Linked DNA regions of Homo sapiens: region 2 is linked to region 1. The links are chromatin loops, found by intact Hi-C in ENCODE. Cell type or tissue: endothelial cell of umbilical vein. All regions are shown on one strand.

Region 1 (8,000 bases):
CTATAACTTTATTTTCTTTTGAGGGTATGAGGCCAGGGCCACGTGGGCCTGCTGCTCCCAGCCCAGACTGCCATAGGCTCTTTTTATATGATTCTTCTAGCTGGCCTTCCTAGCATAATTGGCAATCAGATAGATTTTAAGAGCCCTCCTCTGTACAACAAAATTATTTTTAGAAATAATCATGAAATGGGCCGGGCACAGTGGCTGACGCCTGTAATCCCAGCACTTTGGGAGACCGAGGTGGGTGGATCACCTGAAGTCAGGAGTTTGAGAGCAGCCTGACCAACATGGCAAAACCCCATCTCTACTAAAAATATAAAAATTAGCCAGGCATGGTGGAAGGTGCCTGTAATCCCAGCTATGTGGGAAGCTGAGGCATGAGAATCACTTGAATCCAGAAGGTGGAAGTTGCATTGAGCCGAGATCGCGCCATTGCATTCCAGCCTGGGCAACAAGAGCAAAACTCTGTCTCAAAAAAAGAAAAAAAAGAAAGAATCATGAAATGAAGTGAATAATAATGATAGTCTAAAAAGAAATGCAGACAGTGATCATTTTCTTTTATTGAACTTTGTCTATATTGAGAACTAAAACTGTCTACAGTCATACAGCTTACTGTCTGCATTAACATCACTACTCATCCAGAATATTCTTGATCAAGAAGATAAATTGAATTTCCTGAAATAGCAGTTTCTCTAAATAGGCTATCAATTTGCTCTCCGCGGGATGTCTTAGTCTGTTCCAGCTGCTATAACAAAATACCATAGACTGGGTGGCTTAAACAACAGATTTTCTTCTTCTCACAGCTCTGGATGATGAGAAGTTCAAGATCAAGGTGCTAGTAGATTTGGTTCTCTGCTGCCTTCTCATTGTGTCTTCACATGGCCTTTCTTCGGTGCGTGTACATGGAGAGAAAGCTCTGGTGTGTAGTACTCTTCTGATAAGGACACTATCCATGATGGGGGCTCCACCCACATCACCTCATCTAAACCTAATTACATCCAAGGGCCCCACCTCCAGATACACTTGACCCTTGAACAACATAGGTTTGAACTGGGCAGGTCCATATATACATAGATTTTCCTCCACCTCTACCTGAAACAGCAAGACCAACCACCCCCTTTTTCCATCTCCTGAGTTTACTTGATGTGAAGACCACAAGAATAAGACCTTTATGATGAACCACTTCCATTTATTTATTTATTTATTTATTTATTTATTTATTTATTAACACAGTCTCACTCTATCGCCCAGGCTGGAGTGCACTAGCGCCATCTCGGCTCACTGCAATCTCTGCCTCCTGGGTTCAAGCCATTCTCCTGCCTCAGCCTCCCGAGTAGCTGGGATTACAGGTGCATGCCACCACACCTGGCTAATTTTTGTATTTTTAGTACAGACGGGGTTTCACCACATTGGTCAGGCTGGCCTCCAACTCCTGACCTCGTGATTCACCCACCTCAGCTTCCCAAAGTGCTGGGATTACAGGTGTGAGCCACCGCACCTGGCCCCACTTCCATTTAATGAATGGTAAATATTTTTGTCTTCGTTATGATTTTCTTCTTCTTCTTCTTCTTTTTAATGTTTTATAGAGACAAAGCCTCACTATGTTGCCCAGGCTGGTCTTGGACTCCTGAGCTCAAGTGATCCTCCCATCTCAGTCTCCCAAAGTGTTGGGATTACAGGCATGACCGACTACACCTGGACCCTTATGATTTTCTTAATAATATTTTATTTTCTCTAGGTTACTTTATTGTTAAGAATACAGGATATGGTACACATAACACACAAAGTGTGTGTTAATTGACTATGTTATTGGTAAAGCTTCTGGTTAACAGTAGGCTACTAGTAGTTAAGTTTTCGGGGAATCGAAAGTTACACACAGTTTTTTTTTTTACTTTGTGGGGGATCAGTGCACCTAACTCTTGCATTGTTCAAGGGTCAACTGTACCATGACATTGAGGACTAGGACTCTAACATATGAAATTGGGGGGACATAAACATTCAGCACATAACACAGGTAAATAGCATCTTCTCAAAGCAATAGCAAGCTCAACTGAAATTATCAAATGATTGTTTACTGTTTGAAGACTCATTTCAAAAGCCTATCCTCTCTGTATTCACCAATACTAAACTATTATGAACTTTGTCCCATCTCAGTCAAGCCTGACATTGAAAGACCCACCTTAAACATAGACCCCAGAAACCTCATAAATATCCCCACCTCTGGCTTCCCTGCTATTAAGATTTCATCAAGATCGTAACCTCCACAGCAGCCAACAATATAATCGAGTCAATTTTTAAATTTTTTAATAAAAAAGTATACAGGACAAAAAGGGAAACATGTAATGGATTGATACCTTTAAAACACAATCATGTAAAAAAAAAAAAAAAAAAAAGGCAAGCCAGGCATTGTGGCTCACAGAGGTAATCCCATCACTTTAGGAGGTCGAGATGGAAGAATCACTTGAGCCCAGGAGTTGGAGAACAACCTGGGCAACATAGTGAGACCCCATCTCTAAAAAAAAAAAAAAATAGCTGGGTGTGGTGGTATGCCTCTGTAGTCCCAGCTACTCAGGAGGCTGAGGTGAAAGGATCACTTGAGCCCAGGAGGTCAAGGCTTCAGTGAGCAGTGATTACACCACTGCCTCCAGCCTGGGCAACAAAGCAAGACTCTGTCTCAAAAATAAAAAAAAAGAAGGCAAACACATACGTACATTTGGTCTGTTGCACTAATGAATAGGATTATGGTTTCTATTTTCAAGCCTTCTACAAATTTGTCAAGAACTGTGAAAATCAAACTTCTTCATTCATATTAAACAAATAATATTTTAATTACTTTAATTTTGAAAAGCACAAATAGTTAAGAAAAACACAAATAGTTAAGAAACACAAATAGTTAAGAAAAAACTTAAGCATCAAGGTGAGATTGATTCATAAAAATTCCATGTCAAAGTCAATCTGAGATTGTAATACAGTCCATGTAATTTCTTGAGGATGAATTATAGCAGTTTTCAAACATCTCTGCAGTGAAAAAAAAATTCCCTCAAGTATCCTCACCAGGAAATTCATGATAAATTTCTTCTGCATTTAGTTAAAACTTCTCAAGTTATTCTTTTGCAAAAATCAGAGAAAGTGGCTGAGTGATAGTAAATGTTCATCGTATTTGATCCTTTATTTTAGAATGAATGTCCAGTTCTTGCTGAAAATAACTCAGGCATTCAAAATTGTCTTTTTGATTTCTTCTGGCCATGTAAGGCCTGCATCTTTTGTTGTTTCTCCTGACATTTTTCTTTGAAATGTCCATTTCCTTATATTTTGTTTTTGCAGAGTTAATGGTCTTCTTGAAGTCTATGTACCCATCTGCAGTAAACAATTTCACTGTACACTGTTCTAGGTTGATTCTGGCTGTTTGTTAATATGTTTGTGAAGTCACGTAGAATGACAGAATTAAAGTTACCCAAGCTCTGTTTCTTTGTCTTTACTATCACTGTATTATCACTGATCATTTCAAATGTACACTTTAGACTCAGAAATACATGGTAGAACTGTGCCCAATCTGAGGTCTGATAGTTACAATTTATCATGAACTTACTCCTGAAACAAATGCTTGTAGCTGCATATGTCATAGGCCAACTGCGTAACTGGAAATTCTCCAAATTGACTTCCATGACGTAGAACAGAATGTTTGTGAAAGGATATATAATGAAAACGTGCTAATTGGAAGCATACATAGTTAAAAATGGAAAGAAAGCAAAGTCCTTGTTTAGAACTTAAATGAAAAATGTTCAGGGAGAATTAGTTTATCATTGCTGTTTAGAATCACTGTTTGATGGTGATAATAAAGCACAGGCCACCTTTTAGTTAGTTTTACTATTGTTTTTCAGTTTCCTTCAGGTAATGCCCACCTTAGTGCCTGCACAGGGAGGATGCTCCCATGGGCCTGCCCCCAGTCCCCCACCTCCTGAGGTCGCCCAGGAGGGAGACTCGGGTAAGACTGCAGCCACCCCTGCAGCAGGACTTCTTCCTTGTCCAGACCATCCCGGCCGGGCACGGTGGCTCGTGCCTGTAATCCCAGCACTTTGGGAGGCCGAGGTGGGCAGATCACTTGAGGTCAGAAGTTTCAGACCAGCCTGGCCTGGCCAACATGGTGAAACTGAAATACAAAAATTAGCTGGGCGTGATGGGGACAGCACCAGCCTGTAATCCCAGCTGCTCAGGAGGCTGAGGCACAAAGCTCGCTTGAACCCAGGAAGCAGAGGTTGCAGTGAGCCAAGATTGCGCCACTGCACTCCAGCCTGGGTGACACAGTGAGACTCTCTCAAAAAAAAAAAAGACAATCCCAATTATCTTCACATCTCCACCTCTCAGGCCAGGGGACTATGCCCAATTCAGGAGAATATACTAATTAATCTAAAATTTTGAGTTAATTTCTCCTTGCCTGTAATGGTTTAGGAGTGGGTATTTGTTGAAAATCTAGCCAAAGAAGTTTGAGGGAAGTCTAATTTGGGGGCTTCTAAATCCATCAATGCACTCCAGGCATTGTCTATAGCTAAACAAATAAGGTGTATGTTATATACATACATACATACATATATATGTATAAAACACATATATTGTATAACACATGTATATAGCACATATGTATATATACACACACAAAGATATATATCACCTTGTTTCTTATGTATGTGTATACTATTGAGATTAATAAAAATAAAAATACACGTTCACATAAATGAGGTACTAAATTCATAGAATCTTTTAGTCTTTATGTATTTTTCTCAATCAAAAGATACAAAAAGTACAAATACTATTACATGCAGGTTCATGTCTTACCCTTATGCTTAAAAGGAGTCCTCATTAGTGGACAGCATTCTATTTCTCTCTTTGTCATTAAATAGCCTATCATCGAATTTTTCTATCAACCACTAGAGGGTAGTATAGACCAGAAAAAAAGCCCAAGCATCCAGTTGGCGGCAGCACATTCCTGAGACTAAGTGCTGCAGTGATAAACAGCCATTTGGTTAGAATGACCAGTGTAGGCAAAACAATTTAGGCCCCACTTTATAAAAACTCAAAATAAAAATACCGTTACCGGCCAGGCGCGGTGGCTCACACCTGTAATCCCAGCACTTTGGGAGGCCGAGGCGGTTGGATCACGAGGTCAGGAAATCGAGACCATCCTGGCTAACACGGTGAAACTCCGTCTCTACTAAAAATACAAAAAAAATTACCCGGGCGAGGTGGCGGGCGCCTGTAGTTCCAGCTATTCGGGAGGCTGAAGCAGGAGAATGGCGTGAACCCGGGAGGCGGAGCTTGCAGTGAGCAGAGATTGTGCCACTGCACTCCAGCCTGGGCGACAGAGCCAGACTCCATCTCAAAAAAAAAAAAAAAATACCGTTACCAAATTCCATGAGAAATGTGTATATTTAACTGGTTAGACAAATTTAGACATGAAGTGCTCAGAGTGTAGGACTGGAGTGACTAGGTTTGAATGTTACCTCGACTCTTAACAGCCGTGTGACCATGGGAAAGTGTTTAACCTCTGTTTCAGCATCTGTAAAATAATGGTAATAACAGTATCTATGATCATTCAATTAGAACAGTGACTGCATAGCACATAGTGAGCATGCTCCAAATTTGGGCAGATTTACTTTTCTTGGCCTCAGTTTTCTCATCTGTAAAGTGGAGCTAGCAATATTAGTCCCATGGTTGAAGAGTAAATGCACATAAGCAATTAGCACAATGCTTGACACTTGGTAAAATATATGCTTTTGTTAGTACTATTTTAATATTCTTTTTATAATTACTAATGATATTATTGTTAGACTTGGAATAAAAACTTGGCACTGGTATTTTGTCATTGATTGTTTACCTTAAGGCACATTTGAGAAACAGCGGCCCTATGGGGTGGCTCATGCCTGTAATCCCAGCACTTTGGGAGGCCAGGGCAGTTGGATTACTTGAGGTCAGGAGTTCGAGACCAGCCTGGCCAACTTAGCGAAACCCTATCTCTACTAAAAATACAAAAATTAGCCGAGTGTGGTGGCGTGTGTCTATAATTCCAGCTACTTGGTAGGCTGAGGCAGGAGAATCGCTTGAATCTGGGAGGCGGAGGTTTCTATGAGCTGAGATCGCACCACTGCACTCCAGACTGGGTGACAGAGTAAGACTTTGTCTCAAAAAAAAAAAGGAGAGAGAGAGAGAAATGGCAACATGGAATTGCATTTTCTGGTTCTTCCCAAAGCTGGCAAGGCTCCTGGCCACATACTGCTCACCACAGTTTTAAAGCTTTGCCTCTACCTGAAAACCAAACTGGATATGCAGTTAAGTGGAGAATTTAATCTTCCTTTAAAGACAATGCAAACAATTGGTGCCCCTTTAAAACTCGCTTTCTTGTTGAAAGTGAATATTTCTTTTGGATCATTCAAAAACTTCAAGTTTCTTCTGTGATTGTGTACAAGGTGTCATCCCTTGTTTATTTCTGGATAGACTTCCACAGATTAAAGCTAGCATCTGTATTCTCCCTAAGCTGGTCTCTGCTGCCAGGGCCTTACTTGTTGTTGAGCAAGGATGGTTTGGCACTGACGGTCCGATTTACATCCTCCTATCTCCATGAAGAAGCTTATCCTAGCCTGGGCAATGTAGTGAGACCTCATCTGTACTCAAAATAAAATAAAATAAATTTAGCCGGACATGGTGGCTTATGCCTATAGTCCCAGCTATTTGGGAGGCTGAGACAGGAGGATTGCTTGAGCCCAGGAGGTCGAGGCTGCAGTGAGCCATGATAGCACCACTGCACTCCAGCCTGGGTAACAGAATGAGACTCTATCTCTAAAACAAAAAAAAAAACTTACCTTTAAAAAATCATACCTACTTCAAAATGATATAAAAACGTCATCAATCATTTTATGTGTTTTGCTATACCTGCCAAGAAGAGTTCGATGGTGTTGAACTGTTGCTTAGCATTTAGTCTCTTTTGGTAATAAAAAAATTAATACTGGCCACAAAACAAATTGATTTCATGAGCTTATTGACAGCCCTGGGGAATTTAGAGTTTGCCATAGTGAGCCAAGAGGGCCAAGCTGCTTCTGCTTGACCTACAAATCCTACAGTTGCCAGCCAATCTAGTCAATTCTTGGCGATGGATTGATTTCCCCATCAGTTTTCTTCAATCTCGCCTCAGACCTCAGAACTTCCTATTCCACTGGACACCATTGCTGCTCAAATAAATCCCATTATAGACAGAGCCCCAGTGTGTCATATCACCAAAAGACAGAGCAAATGGCTGGTTGGACTACTGTAAGCCCTGGATCACTTCCAGAATACAGGTTCCACCATGCGAGCCAACGAATCTGTTTTCCCAGTCATCTGTTTTCACCAAGTCAAGAGTTCAAAAGACTTGTCCAATAAGTCAGAACTTCTGTAGCTGGATGACTGGTGTTCCAGTGTGATCATCATGTCTGCCCTTTAAATGTAAAAACTGAAGCACTTTGTGAAACCTGAAAACAGTTTAAGACATTAAAAAGTCCTCCCCCCTCATCTAAAAGAAAAAGGAATTTTCATGCACTGTAGAAACCATTCAGAGGCAAAACATCACATCCCAGTGAATATAATAGGGTCTTGCAGCCCCCTCTTATTTGAACACAACCCTCATTGACTTAAAAGTGACATTTCCAAACTGGCTGCAAGAATGATTTGTCCCCCAGACAAAGCAGGCTGCATTTGTTCTGCTAGAATGGCTGCTCTTCTTTGTCTCTGGATAATTTGATACAGCATACATTCATTCATTCAAGGGTGACTCTTATTTGAAAAATTTCTCAATGAGACCATTTAAAAAATGGTTTTTAATCCAGAGCTTTCATGACTAACTCTAAGGCTTCTTTCAGCCTTCAGCCTTGTCCCTGTTAGTTTCATAGAACTGGCAAAAATTGATCTTTTGAAATAAAATTTTTTACAGTAAATATCAACCTAAAAGTGATCATTTTTTCTGAAAACTTTGG
Region 2 (8,000 bases), 290 kb after region 1:
CCCTGTGCTCAGCTGGGAGCACTGGAAACTTTAGGCCCGGCCACCAAGGGGTGTGTGGTCATCACCCTGTAAAGTGATAGTTAGTGTGTCTTTGTGATGGACACGGTTGGCCTGGCCACAGAGCTCAGCCAACTGGGAGACTTAGGAGGACTTAGCCTGTGGTTGGGAGAGTGGCTCCCAACTGACATGAACTGGGCCAGAATGAATCCTGGGATCAGCCCATGGGTAGGACCTGGGGAGGCCTTGGGGGCCTAGAGCACTAGAGAGATGCTGACAGCGGTTTCCATGGGAATAAGGGAGGAGGGGAATCCCAGGCTCAAGATCTGGGACATGGAAGGTGTTCAGGGAATGACAGGGCATGTGCTCGTGGGAAAACTTCAGGCCATTACAAGACAATGGACGAGACTCAGTGGGCAGTGTGGCCTTAAACGTCATGCCCTCCCCTGTAGTATAAAAACTGATTCCTTGGCCTCCATCTGCCTTGATTTCCTCATCTCTAACACGGTTTATAACCTATTTGAGAAGCAGGCATGCACCTGGAAAGACAAATGCAGTTTAAATAATGCATGCTTTTAATCATCTAGATTAGCAACTACTAGGAGGATGCGTTTTAAAACATATATAATGTTTATCTTTTCCTCCCTCCACAACTACCTGCTTTTCCCCAACCAAACAGCTCAAAGTTGACAGGATGATAGAAATGAAAGTAATTTACATTGCATAGAAGTCACTCCTATTGGAATAAGCAACTCTGTGTGTCATTTAGAAACTAATTGGCTCAAAGGCATGGGATCCACAGGAAGACAGAGTGAGTCCTATGGACATGGAGGGCAAATGGGCAGGATGGCCCTTTCACAAAAGGGAAATGGGCAGGAAAATAGGCAGGATGGTACCTTCACAAAAGGGAAATGGGTGCTGTTGGCTGGATGTCCACCATGTGCCAGCCACAGCAAACCCACTTAGATGCCTTAGCCTTCTTCTCACCACAAGGACTTGTGTGCCATCCAAGCCTAGAATTCTCTGCTTTCTTGATCATGAGCTGTCACCTAGCACGGCCTGGCTTTTCTCTCCTTCCCACGTGAGACCTTGTCCTTTGTCTACCCCTAGTGGTGGTGATCCTGAGGGGACCTGAAGGCTAGGCCCAGGGATGGTTCTGTGCTCTGTGTCTATTCATGCATGCATTCCAGAAACACATTTGAGTGTTCACCAAGTGCTCAGCACTTTGCTAGGCATTATGACTCAGATGAGACCCTTAGCCTCCCGGAGTTTACATCTTTGTCACGGGCATAAATCAGTGACTAAGGCAATGGGTGGTGAATTGAGGGTGGGTCTGCGGTGTGGTGGAATGGGCTCTTCTGCTGTGAGCCTTTGTATTCCTTCCCCTAGGAACGGGCACGCGCTCTTGGCATTCATGTTCTCGCGTCAGGAGGGCAAGTTGAACCGCCAGCAGACCATGGAGCTTGGCCACCACATCCTGAAGGCGCACATTTTCAAGGTGAGATGCACACCAACTTGGGGAAGGGTTTCTTTGTTGTCATTTTGAGGTTTTGCTTTGGAGATTTTAGACAGCTCTGTCAGCCATCCAAGAAACGCTCCATGCACCTCAGCCCAAATGCAACCTCCTCCTGCCTCCCCTCTCCAAAAGTAACCGCTGTTCTGACTCAGCCTGGGCATTTCCTTGCATTTTGCTATAGTTGATTGCTCAAGTGTATATCAGAGTGCTGTGCTTAAGTTTTACTTCTTTCCACCTTTAAATCTCTGATAAGTTTCTTTTTATCTAAAGGTTCCACTTTGTTCATTACTTTTTGTTTCCTTATTATTGATTTGTTCGAGAACCTGAGTTTCTTGACCTGTGTGATTTTGTACCACCTGGACTTTCTGACTGTGTTTGCCCAGGCTGGAGAGCAGTGGTGGGATCATAGCTTACTGGACTCAAGCCATCCTCCCGCCTCAGCCTCCCAAGTAACTGGGACTATAGGCACGCTCCACCTTGCAGGGCTCAGATGGTGATATTCTAATTCTGTCATTTATTCTTCCTCTAATTTACTTCCAACATGGTAAAACCTTGTCTCTACTAAAAATACAAAAATTAGCTGGGAGTGGTGGCATGTATCTGTAATCCCAGGTACTTGAGAGGCTGAGGGATGAGAATCACTTGAGCCTGGGAGGTGGAGGTTGAAGTGAGTTGAGATTGCACCACTGCACTTCCAGCCTGGGCGACACAGCAAGACTCTGACTCAAAGAGAAACTCTCATCTGCCATCTCTCTCCCAAGGCACAAAGTTAACCTAGTGAAGGCAGGCTGGTTCCTTGACCCTTGGTTTCAGGTAGTGAAAGCTCGCATGTCCAGGCATTCTTTGTGTGTGACCCCGTGCCTTCTGCAGGTATCTGCACCCTCTGCGGCAGACCCACTTTCAGAGTGACCCTGCAGGTGGGAAGGAGATGCTCAGGCAGATCTGTCTCTGATTGTTTCCAAGATCTGTCTCGATTGTTTCCAGGGCCTCAGTAAGAAGACGGGAATTTCTTCAAGCCATCTCCAAGCCCTGTGGATCGGCTACAGCACCGAGGGGCTGTCCGCCGCCCTGGCCTCTCTCAGGAATCTCTATACTCCCAACGTGAAGGTGAGCAACCTTCTGCACAGAGAGCCGGAGACCCAGCCCTGGCCGGCTGCTGGCCGTTCCTCCAACAGCCCTGTTTCCCTCTGCCCTGGGTGGTGGTGAGAGGACGCAGAGGAGCTTCTAAAGATGTGCTTCCCTGATCACACGGGCTTGGGTGCTGTATTACTCGTTCTTCCAGAAGTTTAGCTTTTCTTTGGCAGGAAGATGTGGGTGGTCAGGGCTGCTCTGAGCACATGTGGTGACTGTTTCACAGCAGATGTGATAAGGAAGCAATTTACAAAAGAAATCAAAGATCAGAGAGATTTCTAGGGAAAACGGATTTTTTAAGTGTCCTGCGTTACTAATCTGGACCATCTCTTCAGAGTTCATGGGAAATTAAGCATGGATGGGTGATGCATAGAGATAAGTACACAGAAAAACAAACATCGAGGTTTCATGTATCCATATTTCTGCCTATGGAAAGGGTATCAGCATGGCCTTCTGTGGAGCCAAGAGCTTCTTCACTTCTTGGTCAGTGGCTTTCATGTCATGATGTTCCACTCAGCTTTTTAAGGTAGATTTTTCTTCCTGATTTCATGTAGCCTGGGAATCTGAAGCACACAGAGGCCAAGCAGCCTGTTAAGGCCACAGAGACAGTGTCCAGGCCTTTCAGCTTCAGGCCCTGATGTACCCGGCTGCCTGTGGAAGCCCTGGGTCAGTTTAGGGAGCCAGGTCTTCCCCCCGAATCACTCACATTGTTTCATCTTTCATTTCAGCTAAGAGTGTATCTCTCGGCTTCTCCATAACTAATAAAATTCTATAATCATAAGAAAGATGAGAATAAAAATGGCAATATGTTTTCATATGTTAATGAATTTCTGGGCATAGAATTTATTTTAATATGGAAATAAGTAAATGGGAAACATCTGTTGAGTACAAGTTTTTAAGACAGTAAATTTAAAGGTACTGCATAATAGTGTAATGAGCATGGCCCTCCTGAGATTATAAACTTTGCTCTTTAACGTATGTGCGATTTTAAGAGTTAATCATTTTTACTTTGTTTTGTAAAACTCCAGTGTCACCTACATCTACACCATCTCCGAAATTATTTCTATAATGTGGTTATAGAATCTTAAGTCTTTTCATTATCCTTCTGTTTCTTTTATCTTTCAAGGGGGGAAAACGGTTTTCACAGGATCTTGAACAAATTACAGTAATTTTAAATTATGCATGCAATTAAGGAACTTTTTTTAGAGTGTATTAAATGTTGTCATACAGGAATGAATGTCATTTTGAACAATAATTGCAGTTTGCCACTTTGGTAAATTAAAGTGACTTGCTCTGGGATGATTACTTGGTAGATGGATTTTAGTTGCAGTGGCATGCCAGCAGTCTCTAACCATGTTGTCTCCTGTGGCCAGGCCAGGATGGGGCCAGCCTGGGCCCCGCTGGCCCACTGGAGTCCCATCCAGCCAGTGGTTTTGTTGTACCATCTCATAGGACTGGTGGCCAGCCGCAAGCTGTGGCCTCAGGAGGATTTAGGTTGCAGTTCTTTTCTCAGCTGACAACAGAAAGGAGAGGAGAACAGGAGCTAGGTGTGGCCTTTGGCCCAACTTCCCTTGGCCGGGAGATCCAGTCATATCCTACATCATAGTCAGGAAGGACACATTTTAAAACAATTGTGCTTGTGTGAGCTTCCAGTGTACTTAGTGGGAATGCTGATGCTGCCCTATGGCCACCCTGGCCAAGCCTCTTCTGGTCCTCATGATCGTATTGCCTCGCATATCCCCAGCTCCCTTCCTGTTTTCCTGTTTTCATTAAATCCAGAAGTTGAGAGATACCACCACTTCTGAGTGTTGTCCAAGGAGGGCTTCTGTGATCATGGTCGGAAAATTTCCATATCGTTGGGGGAAAATCTATAGGATGAATCATTTAAACAGGTTCCTTCAGCACAGTGCCGTCTCAGCCAAGACTGCTGCTCTGCCACCTGGCTGCTCTGTGACCATCATTAGCTTTGTGCTTAGCGCTCAGCTCGGCCTTACTCCCTCTGAGCCTTGGCTTTCTCACCTATAAAGTGGAGACACAAAAGAGGCTGTCTCTCAAGTGATGAGAAACCTTACTGAGATGTTAAAGGTACTGGGAACATACTTGGCATTTATTATGTTTACATGAATTGTTGTTAGTGCTTTGCCTCATCTCTGGAAACAGTGGCTCTGCTGTAGGCACCTGGGAAGTTTTGGATGTGCCAGTTGGTGCTTGTTAACAGGAGCTGCCGACCTTGAGGATGTGATGGTTGCAGGTGACTTACCTCTGCCCTCATCTCGGCATGAGGTGTCCCTGCTGCTCTGTGCTGGTGAACAGCCCAGGCTGGGCATGCAGGGTGATGTGGACAGGAGGGCAGAGCTCCCTCCTGTGCCTTCCAGAGGTCAGGGACCTGAGTTCTTGTCGTTTCTGAAGACTCCATGAAAGGTTGATTATAACATCGATTAATGTTTATTTAACATGTACAGATGCTGAGTGCTGTGCTAAATGCTTAATGCACATATATATACATACACTTTTTTTTTTACACATTGATTTTTAATCTTTACAACCACCAAGTGAAGTGAAACTTTTATCCTCATTTTTTTAGATGAGAAAACTGAGGTTTAGGGCAGTTGATACTTTCCAAAATCACACAGCTGGAAGGGCGCCTGACACTCAGCAAGCCCTTGCTCTGCAGGTGCCTTTATCACTTGATGTGTTTACAGCCCTGGCTGCCAGCTAAAATCACCTGGGAGCTCTGGGCACCACAGCCCCAGCCCCAGTTAAGTCAGAATCTCCAAGAGTGGGGCCAGGGTATTGGAAACTTTCAAGCTCCCAGGTGGTTTCAGTGTGCATCAAGGTTAAGAACCATAGTTTAGGGGAAGGTGATGGAGGGTTAAGTGGTAAAAATACGTACAGCATTACACCGACAAAGGAAAATGTTATTCCCAGAAGCAGAGGAAGTGTGAATTGATGACATCTTTAGGAAACCTCTGCCCTGAGCACATGCCTTCCAGGTAAACTCTTGTAAGGGATTCATCATGGTACTCCAAGTATACCTTCCACCATTATTAGCAAAAGAGTACCTGTTAGATAGAATGGGATGGCATGCTGCTGTTTTCTTAGGTGGCACCTAAAGCACAGAGAGGTTGAGGAATTTTCTGAAAATCACACAGTAGGTTAGTTTGGGGGCTGGCTGAGAACTCACACCACTTAATCCTTCATTTTTTAGGCCCATGGATCTCAAGAAGGTATGGGGTTGATGGGGGAGGACAGAATGTAACTGGCTGGCAAAATTATCCAGGGAATTTACAAATGATCCTGCCCATCCTGTGGCTAGCAGAGTCTGGTGTGCCCCTTGGTGGCATTGCGTGTATTTCCAGATGTGTATCTTCTCTACTCCTCTTGCTGAGGACTGGTTTCATTGGCCTTAATAAAATCCTATTTCTTCAGCATAATCTGATTCTGTCCACGCTGTTACTCAAAGGGATTTTTAAAACACTTTTATTATTTTATTTTTATTTTTATTTATTATTATTATTTTGAGATGGAGTTTTGCTCTTGTTGCCCAGGCTGGAGTGCAATGGCGTGATCTTGGCTCACTGCAACCTCCGCCTCCTGGGTTCAAGTGATTCTCCTGCCTCAGCCTCCCGAGTAGCCGGGATTACAGGCGTGTGCCACCGCAACCAGCTAATTTTTGTATTTTTAGTAGAGACTCAGTTTCACCATATTGGCCAGGCTGGTCTCAAACTCCTGACCTCAGGTGATCCACCCACCTCGGCCTCCCAAAGTGTTGGGATTACAGGCGTGAGCCACCATGCCCAGCCACACCTTTATTAATGTTGTAGCATAATGCAGTCTTAAAATGCTTTTGAATTAGATCAGAGTCTGGTGGCATTTTTAAAAAGCAAGCCTATATAGATCTGTAGAGCAGGCTTGGTGGGGATTAATTAAGTCATTTGCCTGAAGTTGCCCATGAAACAGCAGTGTTAGGACTGGACACCCTTTCTGATCTCTCATCCATTCCTCCACAAGTACAAGTTGACAGCGAGACCCTAGAGGCTGGGTTGGTGTTCACCTGGATCTGGCTAGACAGTGGTCTCTCTGATGGTGTAGACAGCGGGGTGGTGGTCAGGTGGTTGGCTGGCTCCTTGTCACTTGCACATGGCCTGTTCTTCCTTAAATGTAGATGGCAGTCCCAGCAGTGTGAAGAAACTGATGTGTGGGTCATCCCCATCCATGGAGGGGCTCTGTTTGCCTTTCTTCTCTGTGAACTTCTGTATCGTAGAACCAGTGTCTGGTGCAGTGGACTAAGCAGGAAAACAGAGCATGCTGAGGGATAGAGAGGGCCTGGGTGCACAGGGTACCCTCTCCCCCATGTCCTGGCACTGGAGCAGAGCCCTGCAGGAAGTGATTATATTTATGGAATGAGCATTCCAGTCAGGGAACTAAAAGGGGGTAAAGACCATGAGGCCGGCCCTGCTTGGCATTGTCACAGCACGTGTTGGGTCCAAGGTGGCTGCAGTGAGGGAAGGATTCTGCAGAGAAGATCAGAGAGGAAGCTGGAGGCCTGTATCACAGAGGTTCAAGCTTCAGCAGCCAAGACATCTTCAAATTTGACACCTGGGGTTCTAACCTGTCACTATGCCATTGTGAGTTATGGTTTCACTACTTGGTAGTATAATTTTCCAGACCCATTTGTTTGTAAATATTCTGTTTGTCAGCTACTCTTGTGGACATCTATCACTGAAATACCATGAAGTTTTTATGCCTTGTCATCTCTCTGTATCTTTTAATGATCCCCATGTGTCTCTAGTCAATAAATGATAGTCTCTGTGGTTTTCACATTTAGTGGGCAGGTGGAGGACCTGCCAGGCTTTGGCAGGGGCAGTGATTGATGTGGGTCAGGACCATTGAAGTAAGCCATTGAAAGAAACACACTGGGCATCTTAATAGCTGTTAAAGGAGCATCATTTGTATCTAATGATCTGAAGATCTGAAAAAAAAAATATTATTATACCTAAAATTTGCGTATGTTCAGTAATTTTATTTTAAAACCTGTAGATAAAAAGCTTTTCCCAATACCTAGATCCAGGGAGATTACTAAGTGGGGGATATAGTAATTAGTGGAAGCAGCACATTATTTTCTAGCAGTATTATGCTGCGGACAATCATGGCACATGTGGACATTTCCATATTTTCTGTTTCTTTTAGGAACACATCCCTATAAAGTATTTGTATTTACTTTTGGCCTTATCTCACTATTAACACCATGACTATTTTTTTCTTTTTAAAAACATTTTTTATAGAGACGGGGTCTTGCCATGTTGCCCATGTTGGTCTCAAACTCCTGGGCTCAAGCAGTCCTCCCTCCTCAGCC

The links. Hi-C counts contacts between places; a loop is a spot of excess contacts. Peaks named below come from ENCODE experiments on the same cell type or tissue, not always from the same donor. Only the 100,000 strongest peaks of a DNase experiment are listed, where the experiment ranks them.
Region 2: it touches region 1 in a loop (5-fold over the local background); 23 of 110 quality-filtered maps call a loop at or near these places.

What each region holds. Positions count from the first base shown.
Region 1 is chr2:158,896,527-158,904,526 of GRCh38, forward strand. No RefSeq gene overlaps it. Among named protein-coding and RNA genes, the nearest start is that of TANC1, 68 kb to the right of the region's middle. In endothelial cell of umbilical vein, a CTCF peak has its summit at 4,901 (motif pointing right); a DNase peak (open chromatin) is centred at 4,935.
Region 2 is chr2:159,184,405-159,192,404 of GRCh38, forward strand. It overlaps TANC1 (tetratricopeptide repeat, ankyrin repeat and coiled-coil containing 1), which reads left to right. Exons shown (of 27, transcript NM_033394.3): 15 at 1,387-1,495; 16 at 2,498-2,620. MIR6888 (microRNA 6888) reads left to right here and starts at 2,431; the gene lies at 2,431-2,497. RefSeq lists an enhancer at 1,198-1,367 and a cis regulatory region at 1,283. In endothelial cell of umbilical vein, a CTCF peak has its summit at 1,106 (motif pointing left); DNase peaks (open chromatin) are centred at 1,097 and 4,297; H3K27ac peaks cover 1,612 bases.